Regions from separate parts of the Mus musculus genome. Here region 1 is linked to region 2. Evidence: chromatin loops called from intact Hi-C (ENCODE). Cell type or tissue: left cerebral cortex. All regions are shown on one strand. Links, peaks and the distances in the headings refer to the core of each region. The heading gives the core; the rest is flanking DNA. Region 1 holds the start of 9430091E24Rik (RIKEN cDNA 9430091E24 gene). Region 2 holds the start of Pdpr (pyruvate dehydrogenase phosphatase regulatory subunit).

Region 1 (9,574 bases), core at 867-8,866, 52 kb before region 2:
TCCTACGATTTCCTTCTGGCTACCTCTCATTCCATGGCAATGGGTCTGGAAAAGAGGTTGGGAAAGCCACAGTGATCTAACCTAGCTGAGCTGTGGGGTTATAGGCAGCTCTAAAGGGAAGGCCAGAAGAGAGCGGGTAGGGGTACAGTGGCCTGGGAGGACCTAAGGGAACTGCAGGATTGCCGCTCCAGTGGTGAGTGAATGGGGTCAGGTAAAGACTATGACTGGGGGTACCTCCGCCCCCAAGAGTACCAGAAGAGTGCTGGACATTCAACAGTCACTTCTTCAGACTCAGGGAAGTGTATACACAAACCAAAAGGATTGGGTGTCAAGCATCGGTTTTATATATAGGATTTCTTATGGGCAGGAGTTTTTCAGGGCAGAGATTTCTAGACTGAAGATTGGTGGGATTTCAAGTCCCAAGCTTGGGGGAGCTCAGAGACTGGTAGGTTTATCTGCTCAGGGATTGGTGGGTAATCCCTGAGCTTCCCAAAGAAACCCACCCTGGCTGAGCTGAGGAGCTCTGGAACCTCAGCCCCACTCCCTTCTTCCCTTCAGAATATTTGATCACATTTTGAACCCTGAAATTGTGTTATTTATGGTGTGGGGGTGGGGGACCTGTTTTTAGTTATGGTGTGGCTTAGCCTTAGCACACACCTTAAATCAAGAGCTTACTGCTTGAATGTTGTAAACAGGATTAAATAAAGTCAACCATAGGTCAAGAGGCAGAGCAAACAACCAGATGACAGGAAACGAACATAGGATTACTAAGAAAAAAAAGAGTAAGGAGGAGTCAGGAGGATGGCTAGACACACAGGTAGAAGGGAGGGACATTCAGTTGGAAGGAGGTTCTTCTGAGACCGTGTGAGAGAGGGGAATTCTGAGGAGGAAGGGAGAAAGGTCAAACAGGTGCTTTCCTCTCTGAGCTAACAGACTTTGACTGCAGGGTCTGACTCCTGAGTCTTCATTAGTAAAATCAAATGACTGAGTCCTCTCCAAGAGCAGAGAATGTGGGAGCTGGATCGCTCATTGGTTGAGACCACTCGTTGCTCTTTCCGATGACTTGAGTTCAATTACCAGCACCCACATGGCAATTCACAGCTGTTAGTAACTGCAGTCTTGGGGGATCTATTGTGCTCTGTCTGGACTCTGTGGGCACCAGGCACACATAACTCACAGAAATACATACAGGCCAAACAACTATACACATAACACTTTTTTTTTTAAAAAAAGACCAAACAGTGCTCTAACTTTAGAGCTCTCTCCAAGCAATCCTTGAGTGTGCTCAAAAGTTTAACATTTGTTTTGAGAAACCAGAGGATGCATCTTGACATAGGTCATGCCAAGTATTTGGACTTAGATCCTTATAAAGGAGACCCAATCAATAATAGTGAGGGGGTAGGAAACAACACGTGTCTACCTTCTGTCTGACTCAACATTGTGTAGCTCAGACACGTGAAGCAGATGGCTCATGAAACCTTGGTTACCCCCCTCCCCCAAATGATCACATCTGCGCATCCAGAAAGACTTCCCTAACAGTGTTGTAGGTGGGTTTATGGTCCCCCCTCTCTTAGGGGGCGGGGGAGGGTGGTGATCAGCATCATTTCTCTTGCTGCTTGTGAGAAGAAGGATATCTTGAATGTTGTGCTCCAGGCGCGGGGTGAAGGTGTTGAGAAGCTGCACCTGAGTAAGGTTAGGTCAAGAGCTCAGAGGGGCCGGGCAGTAGTGGCAAACACCTTTAATCCCAGCACTTGGGAAGCAGAGGCAGGTGGATTTCTGAGTTCGAGGCCAGCCTGGTCTACAGAGTGAGTTGTAGGACAGGCAGGGCTACACAGAGAAACCCTGTCTCAACTAGCCCCCAAAAAGCGTTCCATTTTAAAAGTATTATTTTATATACATAAGTATTTTACCTGCATGTATACCTCTGTACTACGTATGTGCCTGGTGCCCACAGAAGTCAGAAGAGGGCATTGGACCCCCTTGGACTGGAGTAACAGCTGGCTATATGGGTGCTGGGAACTGAGTCCAGGTTCATTGGGAGAAGAGCAGCCAGTGCGCTTAAACAATAGACCATTTCTCTATCCACAAATACCAAAAAACTGTAGAAAAATCGTGTGTGTACACATGTGGATGTTAGACAGCTTCTGAGAGTCCATTTTCTCTTTCTACTATGTGGGTCCCAAGGACTGGACTCAGTCAATGATGAGGCTTGGAGGCAGGTACTTAGCCATTTTGTCAGTTCATGCTTCTATTATTTTTCTAAATGTAAAATATAATTTTATTTTATAAATGTTTTATCTGCATGTATGTATGTTATGTGTACCATGTGTGTGCTTGGTGCCCAAAGACATCAGATGTTGGTTTTCCTAGAACTAGAGTTACAGATGGCTGTGAGTTGCCACGTGGCTTCTAGGAATGGAACCCAGGTCCTATGGAAGAGTAAGAACTCTTTGAAGCCATCTTTCCAGCTCATTGTTGCTCTAGATGCCTCTGGGCACATTTCCTCTCTTCTGGGATAATATTTATTTCCTGATTTACTCAATGAATCCTGGGTTAAGATAATGCTACTTGCTAAGTGTTTCTCTGTATCTTTTTTCACTGTTGACCTCAAATTTAGTCCGTGGTTAGAAAACATATTTGGGTGACTAGAATTCTTTCAAACACAAGTAGCTCAAGGCATGGTGTAAGTTGACAAGTGCTCCACAGGAGGAAAATAAACTGTATTCTACAGTTGCTGGGTAGAGTAGGGTTTTTTGTTGTTGTCGTTTGTTTGTTTTTTGTTTTTTACCTTTCTGTCTTCTAGAAGACAGGGTCTACGTATCTCTAACTGTTCTGGAACTATGTAGCCAAGGCTAGCCTTTGAGATCTGCCTGACTGACGATGTTTTTTTCTTTCTTTAAACGTTGTTAGACTAGGGAGGTTTTTTTTTTTTTTTTTAAATGCTTTTTAGAGACAGGGTTTCTCTGTATAGCCCTGGCTGTCCTGAAACTCACTTTGTAGACCAGGCTGGCCTCGAACTCAGAAATCTGCCTGCCTCTGCCTCCCGAGTGCTGGGATTAAAGGCGTGCTCCACCAAGCCTGGCTTTTTCTTCCTTCTTGTGTCTCCATTTCTCCCATGCATGGAGATCTGAAGATCCTGAGTTAGGATTCATTTCATCCAAGTCTGCTGGTGACAGATTCTGATTGTCAAAGTTTGAGACAGGGTCTGAATAGCTCTGGCTGCCCTAGAACTTGCTCTGTAGTCCAGGCTGGCCTTGAACTCGAAATCCACCTGCCTCTGCCTCCAAGTGCTGGGATTAAAGGCATTGGCCACCATGCCCAGCCCATACAGCTTCTTTTATAAGATGATTCTCCTGGACTCCAGCTCCTCGGTCATGGGTTACTACAGCTGGCTTTGGTTCCTTGATTTTTTGACATGAATCTAATGTTCTATCCTGGCCCCCATATATTCCCTTATCTTTTCACTCAAAGACAGGGTCTACCCTGAGGTGGTGACACATGCCTTTAATGCTAGCACTCAGGGGCCAGAAACAGACAGCTCTCTGAGCTCAAGGCCAACATGGAATACAGAGGGAGTAATAGGGCCACACAGAGAAACTGTCTCAAAAAAAGAAAACAAACCAAAAAGGGTCTCACTTAGCTCAGGCTAACCCCTAACTCCCTACATAGCCAAGGATAATGTAGAGCGCGGGTCTCAACCTTCCTAACGCTGTGACCCTTTACTACAGTTCCTCAACTTGTAGTGACCCCCAACCAAAAATTAATTTTCAATGTTAGTTCATAATTGTTATGAATTGTAAATATTTTTGGAGACAGAGATTTGCCAAAGGAAATGCCCACAGTCTGAGATCCTGCTGCCTGCACCTCTGTGAGTGACATCACGCTGGGTGTGGGCAGTGCTGGGAACCAACCCCAGGACTCCAGTCATTTTAAGCCCATAATTTGTAAACTTATGAATTAAACAACCATCACAATAATGTAGTTTTAGAACATTTTACAAAGCCTGGAAATATCTGTGTGTGTCCTTTTATGTTTATTTTTATGTTGTCCAGGTTAAACAAATGGGCTCAAGCCAGCCGCCTATCTCAGCCCCGGAGGGGTTGGGACTACTATATTTCTTTTACTTAAAACATTATTTTTGGGGCTGGAAAATGGATCAGTGATTAAGAGGACTTATTGACTATTCTTCCCAAAGACACACATGTGATTCCTAGCACCCACATGGCTTCTAACAATCATGTCTAACTCTGGTTCTAGGGGATGTGACATTCTTGGCCTTCTCGGGCACTGCATGTATGTTAGACACAGACTTGCTGACACAAGCTGACCAGACAGCTACACATAAAAGTATTCCATTTTGCCTGGCGGCAGACGGTCACCCTAACTGCCCACACTGGGTCGAGGCTCTGGCCCGGATCCGATGCCCGGGCTCTAGGCACACACGGAGGCCGGCCTGAGGCCGGTGGCGGCTCTCCTCACTCTCGTCGCCATCCAGGCAGAGGCGGAGGCGGAGGCGGCCACGGGTTCTGGGCTGCGGACCCCTCGCGCAGGATCGGAGCTCAGGCCTGGCGGCAGACGATCACCCGAACTGCCGACACACGGAGGCCGGCGGGAGACCCGGAGCGGGGACGGAGGGCGGTGGCCGCTCCCTGCACACTCGCCGTCATCCAGGCGGAGGCGGAGCGGGAGGGGCGGGGCCTGGCGAGACCCAAACAAGCGCACGTGCGGGCCGGCCCGCCGCGGTGACGTCACGGCGCGTCGGCGCGCGCGCCCGCCTTACCCTTGCCGCGGGCCGTAAAGCGCGGAAGGTCGCAGGCCCCCGCGGTCCCGGAACTCTGCGCTCCGCGTCCCGCCCCGTCCCCATGCCCTGGCCCCCTTTCCGGCCGGCGCAGACCCTCTTCAGCGGCTGGGCTGCCCTTCACTTCCGCCGGGCGTTGCTGAGCGCGCTGCCCGCGAGATGCGGGCCCCTGAGGTAGGAAGCCGGCTGGGACCCGCGGGTCCGGGCGGCCTTCTGGTCCCGCGAACTCTTGCGCCCCGCACGCCCCTGGCGTCCGAGCTTTGGGCTCCGGCTCCCGGCCGTCCCTCCGGGTCTCTGAGGCGGTGCCACCGGTCGGGCGCCGGGATTGAGCCAGTGGAGCTGTGCGGGCCTCGGGGAGCCGCGCCGGCCGCCCCGGGACTGCGCGCCGGCTCTCCCAGGGCGGCCGACCGGGCCTCGGGGCGGGCTGCGGCTCGGGCGGGCGCGCGCGCACTGCTGTCACGGCCAGAGGTGGCCCCGCGTCTCTGCAGGTGGAATAGTTTCCCACCTTGTAATGTGCGGCTCGGCTGTGCTTCACCGACTCCTGTCAGAGACCTAGTCAGGGCCGTGGGGTTTCCGGTGGGTGACAGTTGTGTGTGATCCACGGTCTCCAAGCCTACTTTGCATGATGTCCGTGGGTGGGCGAGGGCCGCTGGCAGGGAGCAAGGCCAGAGGTCAACTTTGAAAGCCACAGGGATTTGCATCACTTTAAAAAACTAACTTCATATTTTTAATATTTACTGGCTTTGTTTGTGTGTAAGGTAGAGGTCAGTAGAGAAATTGGGGATGCGTTTCTCTCCTCCAGATGAATCCAGGGATCGTTCCTAGCCGATCAGTCAAGTACCCAGGTTTTTTGACTTTTACCCGCTAGCCATTTTTGTGGGCCCAACTCTCTGAAGCTCTCTTTTTTTTTTCTTTTTTTTTCTTTTTTTTTGGTTTTTTGAGACAGGGTTTCTCTGTACAGCCCTGGCTGTCCTGGAACTCACTTTGTAGACCAGGCTGGCCTTGAACTCAAAAATCCGCCTGCCTCTGTCTCCCAAGTGCTAGGATTAAAGGCGTGCGCCACCACGCCCGGCTCTGAAACTCTCTTGATACCTCCTAATGCACCTGTTGAAAAAATAAAAATCTGCAGTCGGGCTGGAGAGATGACTCAGTGATTAAGAGCACTTCCAGAGGTTCTGAGTTCAATTCCCAGCAACCACATGGTGGCTCACAGCCATCTGTAATGGGATACCCTCTTAACGGTGTGCATGAAAACAGTGTACTCATATACAGTAAATAAATAAAAGGAAAATCTGCAGTCTGGACCAGTTGGGTCACAATGTCCAGCAGGTTCTGTCCTTCCTTCCCCATTCGTTCATCCATCCATCCATTTTAACATAGAGTCTCACTAGTAACCCTGGTTTACCTGGAAGGCAGAGAGTCACCACACAGGCCTTCGGTTGGTAAGCAAGTGTCCTGTGGGGTTCTGTTGTGTGGGGGAGTGTGGCCGTCCACCTGTCTTTTTGACCAGCAACCCATCTGTGGTTAAAGCCAAACAGAAGAAACTCTGGAGTCACTTCAGTGCTGCCCCTTTGCTGGGGTTGATTTAAGAGGAGCCCAACAGAAACAGCCTGGGTTGTTTGGCAGAAGTTGTTTTAACTGAGAGTTTTACAGTTACTCTCAAGGACTTTTTAAAGGGTGTCCATTGCTTTAAGCTTACTGCCTTTTATCTTCTGCATCTCCGGTGTCACTGGCGTGATTACCCTCGTTGCTGTTGAGGTTTCTTTGGCTTTGACATTCAGCCTGCTGGAGAAGACTCCAGAGCCTCCCTTTGCTTCTTGCTATTTGGTTTAATCCCTTCTGCTCTCACCTAGTCACTGTTGTAGGTCAAGATGAACACTAAACCAACAGTCTGTCAGGCTGGGCTTTTGACATGGTTTATTTCCTCCTGAAACTCATCTGTTGCTGTTTCTTCTGCCATGTCTTCCTGCTAAGGGGTGAGTCTTAGCGTTCTTTCCCACGGTTGTATTATCTTTTCTCGTCTAGTTTTCTTTGAAAGGGCTGCATAGCGTAGAAACAGATAATGACTATGCTAATGATGACTGACTGAAGATGATGGGTTCTCTGGAGTAACTGGTCCTTTCATCACCAGCTGTACATGACCAAGATGCCAGGACATTCATGGTCTTCAAAGATCAACCTGGGCCAATGGCTCTGGAGTTTGTTGTCTCATGCCAGTGAAAACTAGGAGACAAGACCTCTAGTGGGAACAAGCAAAAAAACCCAAAAAAACCAAAAACAGACTTTAATTATTACAGCGACTGAGGAAAAGTGAGACATGAAAACGGGAGTAACTCTCCAGAGTCAGAGAAGGGTTTCCAAGAGAAGGTGGCTGAATTTCCTTATCCAGGGTTTTTATAGGGCAGTGGTAGAAACTGATAACAGATAAGATCTCTCCAAATTGGTTTGGTTCTCTTGACTATAGTGGGTCAAGCCAATGCAGGGCCCGCATTCTGTCACACGTCCCATTCACCCAGCCAGAGAGATGAGCATGCACTCTTCAGACATTGGGGGTCTCAAGGCTCCTCTCAGTCATCACTGACTCTGGCTTTGTGGGTATTGACTGTTCCCTTCACTGCTGGCCATAACTTGCTGGTGTTTCTTCCTACAACCTTGAGCTGTCTTATTAACTTTTTTATTTTATTTTTTTAAGATTTATTATGTGTGCTGCACTCTGCCTGCTTGTATGTCTATATGCCAGAAAAGGGCACCAGATCTCATTATAGATGGTTATGAGCCACCATGTGGTTTCTAAGAACTGAACTCAGGACCATTGGAAGAACAGCCAGTGCTCTTAACCTCTGAGCCATCTCTCCAGCCCTGTTAATTCTTGATTATGTATTAAACTCTGACTTTGTTAGTTGTTGATTTGGACTCTGCTAGCTATTCTACTGGCTAGTGTTGCTACTTCTAGCCCAAGTGTTGGTAGTTGTATAGAACTCTCTGTTCTCACAGCTACTAACAAGTAATAGCATTTTGGGTTATCCCTGTATGGGGATGGTCTGGTGTCTCTTTCTTGATGTGAAGACAGGCTCTAATAGCTTCAGTAGAAGCACTGTATTAAAAGAAAGGCTATATAATAAGCAGGAGTGCCTAGCATGTCTTTTCCAAGGAGGAAATGTGTCTTTCTGTCCATCACTGGCACTGGCCTGGTACTGCTGTTTATTTTCCCTGTTTGTTTAAGATAGGGGGTCTTAAGACCAGGCTGGCCCCAAATTTAGACATGTGCCTGCCTCTGCCTAACAAGCCTGGGATTAAAGGTGTGCACCACCACTTACTGGCCTTCCTTTATCCTTAGCCTGCTGTTCTCTTTAGCACGTTCTTTTTACTGTGTCACCCAGCTGCAGGTGTCTTTGTGTCTCTTCCTTAGTATTCTTGGTTTCATGTTTTAAGATTTATGTATTTAATGTGGATGTGTGTTTGCATGAATGGGTGCATACATATACATTGGTGTATATGGAATGACTTGTGTGCCTGGTGCCTACAGAGCCAGAAGATGGCATAGAATCCCCAGGGGCTGTTTGTGAACTTCCAAAAGGGTGATAGGAATTGAATCAAGGTTCTCTGGAAGAGTAGTCAGCGCTTTTAACCTCTGCAGTATTTTTTTTTTTTTTTTTTTTTTTTTTTTTTTTTTTTTTGGTTTTTTGAGACAGGGTTTCTCTGTATAGCCCTGGCTGTCCTGGAACTCACTTTGTAGACCAGGCTGGCCTCGAACTCAGAGATCTGCCTCTGCCTCCCGAGTGCTGGGATTAAAGGTGTGCACCACCACACCCGGCTTATATCTGCAGTATCTTGACCTTGGCTTCACTGTTTTGGCTTTGTTTTTTGTTTTGTTTTGTTTTTATTTTAAAGATTTATTTATTTAATGTATATGTTCTCTTCAGACACACCAGAAGAGGGCATCAGACCCCATTGCAGATGGTTGTGAGCTACCATGTGGTTGCTGGGAATTGAACTTAGGACCTCTGAAAGAGCAGTCAATTCTCTTAACCATTGAGCCATCTCTCCAGCCCTGGCTTTGGCTTTTTAAGACAGGATTTCTCTATGAAATCCTGACTATTTGAGAACTTGATCTGTAGACCAGACTGGCCTCAAGCTCACAGAGGGATGCCTGCTTCTGCCCTCCAAGTGCTGGGATTAAAGGTGGTGCCACCACCACCCTGCACTGGCTCTACTATTTGAACTTTCACATTTTTTTTTTTTACCTTAACATCCATGTTTGGCATATGTGGGCAACCTGTAGTTTTTACTGTTGGGGTTTGGATTAAGGTTAGATGAGGCTATAATGAATTATGACATAGATGTGAGGACATGTAATGTTGACATTTCTCAGGAACTGAATTTGGAATGCTACAGAGTGAAGGAACACATGATGACCTGTGGTGTTCTTAATTTTTAGACAATAGTTAGGCCAAATGAGGTACCCATGCCTCAGATATTTTTAAAGAAAAACTACATTATTGGACTTTATGTAACCTTGGATATGCTGGCCTGCCTTGTTGGGTAAGACTTCCTTGTTAAAATCTAAACCTGTAACTCTGTTATTAAAGGAGCTGTAACAATAAAATGAGCCTTGTTTACAGTTTGTGCTCTGTGCTCTCTTGCCTTGAATTCTCTGGTGTTTGCATCGGTTCTTCAGCATCCATCAGTCAGGAGAGCAGATTTGGCTACATCTCATATTTTACCCTGAATGTTTTCCTATTACTGTCTGCTGAGCTACCTCTTAACCTCATTAGA
Region 2 (9,574 bases), core at 1,144-9,143:
GTCTGGTCTAGCAACACACAACTAAGACCCAGCACTTGGGAAGCTAAAGCAGGATTCTGAATTGCAGAACAACCTGGGATCCATATAACCATGTCTCAAAACAATCCAAGACCAAAAACAAAAAACAAAAACAAAGATACAAACTTCTCTACATGAGCAGTTTTCTGAAGTCTCATCTTCATAAAACTTTCTATTGCCCAACCTCACCTTAAATTCTCCACAAGGCCCTCTAGGCTACATTTCTAAGTTAAATACACACCCCTTTACTAACATTCTCTCCACCTGCAATGGAAACACAACTCTCAACTGGAGAATTATCTTACCTGTTCTACTGTCTGGCCATCTTATTCCATTATCAACCATTGCCACTTGGTCATGCTTGTGAAAGACCCTTGGGCTGGATGGTTTTATATCAACTTGACACAAGCCAGAGTCTATGGGAAGGGGGAACCTCAACTGAGAAAACGTCCCATCAGATTAACCTGTGAGCAAGTCTATGATGTATTTATTGGGATTCAGATCTGGAACAAACAGCTGAGGGGAATATTTAACCCTCGTAGCATCCCTCAGTCCCTACCTGGCATAGCCTGTCTTCTATCTTAACTGCCCAACCCAGAGGCTGGGATTCCCCTTCCCCAGAGGCTCTTTCCTATATAAGCCAATCATTCTGGTCTCTTCCCTCTTCTCCCCGCCCCGCTATACATTCTCATATTCATTCTCCCCACCTCCACCCCTCAAACAAGTCAGGCTTAACTCTCTCTTCTATGCCCTGGACCTGTGGGCACTGTCTCTCTAGCTGGCAAAGTTCCTGCCACTTGTCTACTGAGCAAAGCTACCTCCTCAGAACACGGCCTATTCTATACCAATCTGACAGTGTAGCCTTTGAGTAAAGGAGTCTTCTGTTTTCTCCCAGGATATTCTACTTCTCCCAGAACTTTTCCTCTTCTCCAATTATCTGTAAGGCATTTGAGTGAAGTAGTAATTCAGCAACCCACTGGGGGAATCCAAGATCTACAAACACAAGATATCAAGTCTCCTTACATCTCATTACCTGTACAACTCTGACCACATTTTGGTGTGCCAGGTTCTATCTGTTAACATCGGTTAGAAATATCTATCTCACATGGTTGTGGAAAGCCTAAATCAAACAATACAATACAAGGGGGGGGGTATGGGGGACCTTTGGGATAGCATTGAAAATGTAAACAAGGAAAATACCTAATAAAAAAAAAGTAAATTAAAAAAACAAAAAAACCAATACAATACAAAAGGGTAACTGATGTCAAAGCCAAGCTCAGAAGCTGGGGGTAGGGTGGGGTGAAGGAGAGAGATGATGGAAGAGTGGAGACAGGGAGAGAGAAAAAGACTATCATTCCCTCATTAATGAGAACTCCTAGGCCAGTAGACAACTGTATCCCAACAGTGAGAAGGTAGAGTTAGAAGAGCAGGAATTCAAGATCATCCTAAACTGTGTAGCAAGTGTAGGCTAATGCCGGGAGCACTCGGGAGGCAGAGGCAGGTGGATTTCTGAGTTAGAGGCCAGCCTGGTCTACAAAGTGAGTTCCAGGACAGCCAGGTCTATACCGAGAATCCCTGTCTCAGAAAACAAACAAACAAAAACAAAAAACCCCAAAAAGTTTAGGCTAAATGAGACCCTATCTCAATAAACATACATAGGGCTGAGGAAGGTGGCTCAGTGGTTAAAGCAGCAGCTGTGCAAGGATGAGGTCCTGAATTTGGGTCTCTGTTAGTGGTTACAGTGTGCAAGATACTTCCTAAGTATCAACTAATCTAAGCACAACCCTATAGGGTGGACATAATTTCTGTTCTGTACTTTAGGAAACTTATGTATAAAGTATATTATGTAAAATTATTATTCTATAATCAAAGACAAAACTGCAAATCTAGCATCAGAGCCACTTATCATAATACTACTACTGCTTTCTTTTTTCCCTTTCTCTCTTTCTTCCTTTCTTTCTAGACAGGGTGTCACTTTGTAGCAAATGGCCTAGAACTTGCTATGTAGACCAAGGTTGCTTAGACTTCATAGAAATCCACCTGTCTCTGCCTCCCCCAGTGCTGGGATTAAAAGCATGGGCTTCAAAGAAATCCAGGTAAGCAAAGGCCAAACAGCTGTAAAGCAGTACCAGAAGCTCTTTCCCTACCTAGAAAAGAGAATAGCAACAGGAAAGAAACATAACAGAGAATTCCTCCCTGAGAAACCCTACCATGCCCAGTCCTTTGTCACTGTTTGCTCAATAAACTTATGATCTCTCGGCAAGACAGGAAGAAAAGGACAAACAGGAGATTCAGGAAAGAACAAAGCACGTTTAATGCCCAGTCTGATAAGGCCAAGAAAAGAATGTTGACTCTGTGATCATCATGACCTTCAAGAGTGAAGAGATGAGGGCAGAAAAGACTGAAGTATACCAGGAAGGGAGGGCTAGAGAGATGTCTCAGTGGTTAAGAACGTTACTGTTCTTGCACAGGGCCTGGGTTTGATTCCCAACTCCCACAAGGAGGTAACAATCTTTAACTTCAGTTCCAGTGAATCCAATGCCTTGACTTTTGTGGACATCAAGCGTGGACATGGTGCACAAACGTACACATAGGCAAAACACTCATAAAATAAAATGTGATGAAGGGGTCTGGCAGTAAAAGCAAGCAAGTTTCACAGGAAAAGGAGGTAGAGCCAGGAAAACAGACACTGAAGACTGCAAACTCATTCAAAGGAAAGGTCAGGAAGTTTTGCATTTTCTTGAAATTCGTGAAAATTAACGGTATCTCTACTAGTAAGAGTAACTTCTAAACAGCCTTAAGACCCAGACTGATTGTGCTCGGATCCTACACCAACAAGCTCAATCCTGGAGCAGTGCTCACACCTGAAATTCCCACCACACTGGATACTGAAACAGGAGAAATGCCCAGGTTCCAGGTGAGCTGGGGCCACAGAGCAAGACTCTGTCTTTAAAAGGCAGTCACAGGGACAGTTCTAACAACTCCTGAATGCTTCCTCTGGTAACAGCATGAGCCACAGGTCACAAAGAATGAAGGCTGAATGTACATTGACGCATCTCCCACACATAACTCGGAGGAATCACCAGGGCAAGTTTACAAGCAACAGAATGACCCTCTGAACAGTTTGATCATGCAAGTTCAGGATGCTGTAATTTTCAACAAATGCACCGTTGGCTGAGAGAATTTAAGAAAAATTATACACGTCCCTGACGCCAAAAAGAGGACCCTTGGGCCGGACGTGGTGGCGCACGCCTTTAATCCCAGCACTTGGGAGGCAGAGGCAGGTGGATTTCTGAGTTCGAGGCCAGCTTGGTCTACACAGTGAGTTCCAGGACAGCCAGGGCTATACAGAGAAACCCTGTCTCGAAAAACCAAAAAAAAAAAAAAAAAAAAAAAAAAGAGGATCCTTAAAGGACGTCTTTATAACTAGACCCTCTACCACATCATCATCCCTACAAATCAAGATTGCATAAATGTTCGAAGTAGGCTTGGAGACCGTGGACTCGCACCTCGGGATCACACACAACTGTCACCCCAAGTCACCCACTGGAAACCCCACGGCCCTGACTAGGTCTCTGACAGGAGTCGGTGAAGCACAGCCGAGCCGCACATTACAAGGTGGGAAACCATTCCACCTGCAGAGACGCGGGGCCACCTCTGGCCGTGACAGCAGTGCGCGCGCGCCCGCCCGAGCCGCAGCCCGCCCCGAGGCCCGGTCCGCCGCCCTGGGAGAGCCGGCGCGCAGTCCCGGGACGGCGGGCGCGGCTCCCCGAGGCCCGCGCAGCTCCACTGGCTCAATCCCGGCGCCCGACCGGTGGCACCGCCTCAGAGACCCGGAGGGACGGCCGGGAGCCGGAGCCCAAAGCTCGGACGCCAGGGGCGTGCGGGGCGCAAGAGTTCGCGGGACCAGAAGGCCGCCCGGACCCGCGGGTCCTAGCCGGCTTCCTACCTCACGGGCCCGCGACTCGCGGGCAGCGCGCTCAGCAACGCCCGGCGGAAGTGAAGGGCAGCCCAGCCGCTGAAGAGGGTCTGCGCCGGCCGGAAAGGGGGCCAGGGCATGGGGACGGGGCGGGACGCGGAGCGCAGAGTTCCGGGACCGCGGGGGGCCTGCGACCTTCCGCGCTTTACGGCCCGCGGCAAGGGTAAGGCGGGCGCGCGCGCCGACGCGCCGTGACGTCACCGCGGCGGACCGGCCCGCACGTGCGCTTGTTTGGGTCTCGCCAGGCCCCGCCCCTCCCGCGCCACCTCCGCCTCCGCCTCCGCCTCCGCCTGGTTGACGACGAGTGTGCGGGGACCTGCCAACGTCCTCCGTCCCCGCTCCGGGTCTCCCGCCGGCCTCGGTGTGTGGGCAGTTCGGGTGATCGTCTGCCGCCAGGCCTGAGCTCCGATCCTGCGCGAGGGGTCCGCAGCCCAGAACCACATCTCTCTGCCCGTGGTCACCGTTGTCCGTCCCTGCACGTCGCTTAAGGCCTTTCAGTGCTTGGCTTGGGCAGAAGTTGTACTGTGGGCCTGGCCGCACCTTGGAGGCCGAATCAGCTGACCTTATTTCCCATCTTACTCCTTGCGGCTGCCCAGAGGGAAAGCATTGTTCACTGGAGCCTCAGAAACATCTTCTGCCTTCCATCCCCCCACCCCCGCCCCCAACTCTCAGCCACATCCCCTAGTTTCTTTCACAGCACTCGTTACTAGATTAAATATATGTGTCTCTACACTGGTGTAGACGTGGCCCTCAGATATCTTGAGGACCTAACCTTACTCAGGTGCAGCTTCTCAACACCTTCACCCCGCGCCTGGCGCACACCATCCAATCATCCTTCGCACAAGCAGCAAGCGAAATGGTGTGCTTTAGTTTAGCCTATCTTGTCTTATGAGCTAGTCTTGAACATTATTGCTAGGCTGTGTACCTTGGTGCTGTCTTGAGCGCTCTGACTAGGAACAAGAAGGCTTCAAGAATCTCCTTTTCATGATGTCATTCATTCCCCAGCTTGCTTAGTTTATACCCAACTCACTAGCCATGAATTTCTCCAAGACTGCCCAGATGAGAACTGACAGTAAGACTCAACTCTACCCGGTTCCTTTTTTTTTTTTTTTTTTTTAGTTTATTTGTTTTATTTAAGTTTATTTGTAGCTGGGCAGTGGTGGCACACGCCATTAAACCCAGCACTTGAAAGGCAAAGGAAGATGGATTTCTGAGTTCGAGGCCAGCCTATTCTACAGAGTGAGTTCCAGGACAGCCAGGGCCACACAGAGAAACCCTGTCTCAAAAAAACAAAACAAAAACAACCAAAAAAAAGTCTATTTGTTTTATTTATTTATTTATTTATTTATGTGTATGTTTTTATAGGCAAAGTCTCAGTCTAGGCTGGATTCAAATAGGTACAGAGGATGACTTAGCTCCTGGTCCTCCTGCCTCCACCTCCCAAGTGGCTTGCTTCACCACACATTCAGTTGCCCTTGTTCTCCTGAAACATTAAGCTCAAGACATTTGGAAGCCCCTAGTAGATGAATCCTTTCACATTTTTGGTTAAGTTTTTAATGATACCTATCCCCAAAAAATGAAAATGAAAAGACACTGACCAATCAAAAATATTTGGGGATAGGTTTTTTTAATTTGTCAGGGAACCAAAGGTTTTTGGGTTTGTTTTTTGTTGTTTGTTTGTTGTTTTTCCTGAGCCATCTGCCTACTTACAATTTCCAGACATACAAACTTTGTAGCAACCTAGTTATCTACAGGACAGGGTGAATGAAATGAGGTGGTGTGTTATCTATGTGTCACACGTAGGGAATGTTTCTCTCACCCACAACTGTTACTGACTCTACTAGAAATTGCTAAGTCTATCCGAGCAGTGATGGCACACACCTTCAATCCCAGCACTTGGGAAGCAGAAGGAGGTGAGTCCCTGTGAGTCTGCGGCCAGCCTGGTCTACAGAGGGAGTTCCAGGACAGCCGGAGGTACATACAGGAACACTGTCTCGAAAATAAAAGATAAAATAAGTGTTAAGTCTGAAAGCTCTTCTTGCGCGCGCCAGACTAGATGCTGCAACAGGATCCTTCTGCACACGTTTATTGGGAGAGCTTGATTGTAGAGGCGAAGAGACCCCAAGCCCAGAACTGGTGCTGCTTATATAGGCCTAGGAGAGGCGTGTCTCACACCCGGATTGGTTATGCACTACGCCTCATTTGCATGTTCCTCATCTGATTGGCTACTCTCTTTCTCTCTCTGTACCTCACAGAGCCTCATTATCATACCTCATTTGCATGTCTCACATCTGATTGGTTATACTCTCAAAGCCTCATTATCATGCCCGGGCCAGGCAGTGTCTTTGCAAAAAACTTTACTGCATATGTACACATTGGTTGTTTGTCCAAACTTATGTGTGGTGGCCAGCAGTAGTCAGTGCCACTCTGCAATGGCACATGTGGCTTCCCACAAGCTCTTTGTGTTGTCAGTGATAAGATTTGGTTTTTGTAATCTCTTACAGCCACCAGCACAGTTTTGAATGCATTCAAGACCAGTGAAATATTTTTGCTTTTGTGATTGGTTTTTTTATGATTTTTGCTGATACTCTGTTGGGGTCAATCCTAGGTCCTACACATAAATAAACCCCACTCTCCCTGAGTGACAGCCCCAGACCTGTTTTTTATAGTTTTGCCTTCTCTCTCCTTTTTTCCCATAAATCATCAGAGGTGTTCCATGATTGGCTCCTGACTTCTCTATGCTGAAAATCCCTTGGAGAATCATCATCCTTTGGCGATGAAAAATGTACCTTGGAAGATCTGAACGCAGCTAACGTTTTGTCCTTTGAAAACACTTGGCATCCTTGTGTGTATGTTGACTACAGAGAGAGTGAGAGTGGGAAGATATTTTTAGCCCTTGTTTCTAAGGATCCAGGCCAGGACGTTCTCTGAGTAGCAAGGACTGGAATCGGAGCTCCTCTCCACAGCTTGGTTCTGGTGCCTTAGCTTTCGGGAATGTCAGGTAAGTAGTAAAACGAAAAAAGAAGGAAAGTTTATTTTGAACTGTAGGCTCCCATCAGCCCTATATACAGTCCTTCCTTCCTTCCTCAGAACAGATGAAATAGAAACCTATACAACTTATTTCATGAAAGGGTTTTCTAGTTCACACTTAACTCTCCAGTCAAATCTTGGTATGTATCAGACACCACTGTAATTTTGTACTTCTGAGTGTTGTTTGCCCTCAGCCCACTAATGTTCCTGGGTAGAGTTAGCATGTGGTATTGAGAACATTCCAGATCCTTGAGTAGAGGGAATTAAGCTAGTTTACTAAGCTGGATGTCGTGGCTCATGCCTTTGATCCCAGCATTCAAGACACAGAGGCAAGCAGACCTCCTTGAGTTCAAGGCCAGCCTGATCTACATAGTAAGTTCCAGGATAACCAGAGCTATAGAGAGATCCTCTCTTGAAAACAATGAAATAGAGGATAGTTGATTGTGCACACGGAAGCAGAGGCCAGCCTGGTCTACACAGCAACTTCTAGGACAACCAGAGCTAAACACAAATAAAACAAAACAAGCACTTCTCCAAATACTGGCACTCAAGACAATCTAGGACCATGCCAGGTGTGATACTAGGGTCTGAGATTGTATCTAATCCAGTCCTCTGTCTTTTTTTTTTTTTAATGTAAGTACACTGTAGCTGTCCTCAGACACCAGAAGAGAGAGTCAGACCTTGTTAGGGATGGTTGTGAGCCACCATGTGGTTGCTGGGATTTGAACTCCGGACCTCAGGAAGAGCAGTCGGGTGCTCTTACCCACTGAGCCATCTCACCAGCCCCAGCCCTCTGTCTTGGAGCTGCCTGGAGAAACGTCCTCTTGACACCTTTCCTTCTGTGCTGTGGAAAGTTCTGAACTTAGAATCTTTTTTTTCCACTTGGTTTTCTAGACAAGGTTTCTCTGTGTAGCTCTGGCTCTCCTGGAACTCACTGTGTAGACCAGGCTACCCTCAAATTCACAGAGCTCCACCTGCCTCTGCCTCCTGAGTGCTGGGCTAGAGGTGTGCACCACTATGCCCGGCTGAATTCAAAATCTCACGACCCCAGATGCCTCTCCCAACTTTTCTGGAAAGGCCCTTTCGTCTCTTAAATACTCAATATTCAGCTGATGAAAGTTCCATCTCCTTGGTGGAACATTGCCTTTCCAAGAAACTGGGGTCCCTTGGTGTTTCCACAGTCTTCTTTCCTTTCTTTTAAAAAAGCTTTTTAGGGGTCTGGAGAGATGGTTCTGTGGTTAAGAGCACTGACTACTCTCCCAGAGGACCTGGATTTGGATCCCAGCAACCACACATGGCAGCTCACCACTATCTGTAATTCCAGATCCAGGGGCTCTGATACCTCCACTCAGGTGAGTGTGTTTTAAAGTTTATTAAAAGATCTTTTTTTCCCCCAATCTTAACTGATTTAACTGTAATTGCCCCACAGACCAGATGGGACTTGGTTCTGCTTATGTCCTCAGGCTGACCACTAGGTGGCGCTGGAACCTGTGTATTGAAGTGACCTGGCTGCCTGTATCCCTTATACTTCGTTGAGTGAACTGTTAGGGTTAATTAGAAACTGACCATCTAGTGATTGCCATATGCAGGGATCCATCCCATAATCAGCTTCCAAATGCTGACACCATTGCATACACTAGCAAGATTTTGCTGAAAGGACCCAGATATAGCTCTCTCTTGTGAGACTATGCCGGGGCCTAGCAAACACAGAAGTGGATGATCACAGTCAGCTATTGGATGTGTCACACGGCCCCTTATGGAGGAGCTAGAGAAATTACCCAAGGAGCTAAAGGGAACTGCAACCCTATAGGTGGAACAACAATATGAACTAACCAGTACCCGGGAGCTCTTGTCTTTAGCTGCATATGTATCAAAAGATGGCCTAGTCGGTCATCACTGCAAAGAGGCCCATTGGACTTGCAAACTTTATATGCCCCAGTACAGGGGAACACCAGGGCCAAAAAGGGGCAGTGGGTGGGTAGGGGATTGGGGGGGGTGGGTATGGGGGACCTTTGGGAAGGAATTGAAAATGTAAACGAGGAAAATACCTAATAAAAAAAAAAAAAAGAACTCAAATGATATGTACTCACTGATAAGTGGATATTAGCCCAGAAACTTAGTATACCCGAGATATAAGAGACAATTTGTAAAACACATGAAACTCAAGAAGAACGAAGACCAAAGTATGGACACTTTGCCCCTTCTTAGAATTGGAAACAATCATCCATGGAAGGAGTTACAGAGACAAAGTTTGGAGCTGAGACAAAAAGATGGACCGTCTAGAGACTGCCATATCCAGGGATCCATCCCATAATTAGCCTCCAAATGATGACACCATTGCATACAGTAGCAAGTGTTTGCTGAAAGGACCGTGATATAGCTGTCTCTTGTGAGACTAGGCCCGGGCCTAGCAAACACAGAAGTGGATGCTCACAGTCAGCTATTGGATGGATCACAGGGCCCCAATGGAGGAGCTAGAGAAAGTATCCAAGGAGCTAAAGAGATCTGCAACCCTGTAGGTGCAACAACATTATGAACTAACCAGTA

The links. Peaks named below come from ENCODE experiments on the same cell type or tissue, not always from the same donor. Only the 100,000 strongest peaks of a DNase experiment are listed, where the experiment ranks them.
Region 1: a loop joins it to region 2, with 6 times the contacts of the local background. A loop is called at or near these places in 24 of 42 quality-filtered maps.

The regions. Positions count from the first base shown.
Region 1 is chr8:111,140,802-111,150,375 of GRCm38, reverse strand. 9430091E24Rik (RIKEN cDNA 9430091E24 gene) reads left to right here and starts at 4,878. Exons shown (of 3, transcript NR_040364.1): 1 at 4,878-4,972. In left cerebral cortex, for the core only: a CTCF peak has its summit at 8,734 (motif pointing right); DNase peaks (open chromatin) are centred at 3,898, 4,683, 5,252 and 5,852; H3K4me3 peaks cover 2,120 bases; H3K27ac peaks cover 1,356 bases.
Region 2 is chr8:111,089,220-111,098,793 of GRCm38, reverse strand. It overlaps Pdpr (pyruvate dehydrogenase phosphatase regulatory subunit), which reads right to left and starts at 4,049. Exons shown (of 18, transcript NM_198308.1): 1 at 3,968-4,049. It also overlaps a transcript of Clec18a not described here. In left cerebral cortex, for the core only: a CTCF peak has its summit at 8,479 (motif pointing right); DNase peaks (open chromatin) are centred at 4,254, 4,828, 6,871, 8,528 and 1 more place; H3K4me3 peaks cover 1,940 bases; H3K27ac peaks cover 1,210 bases.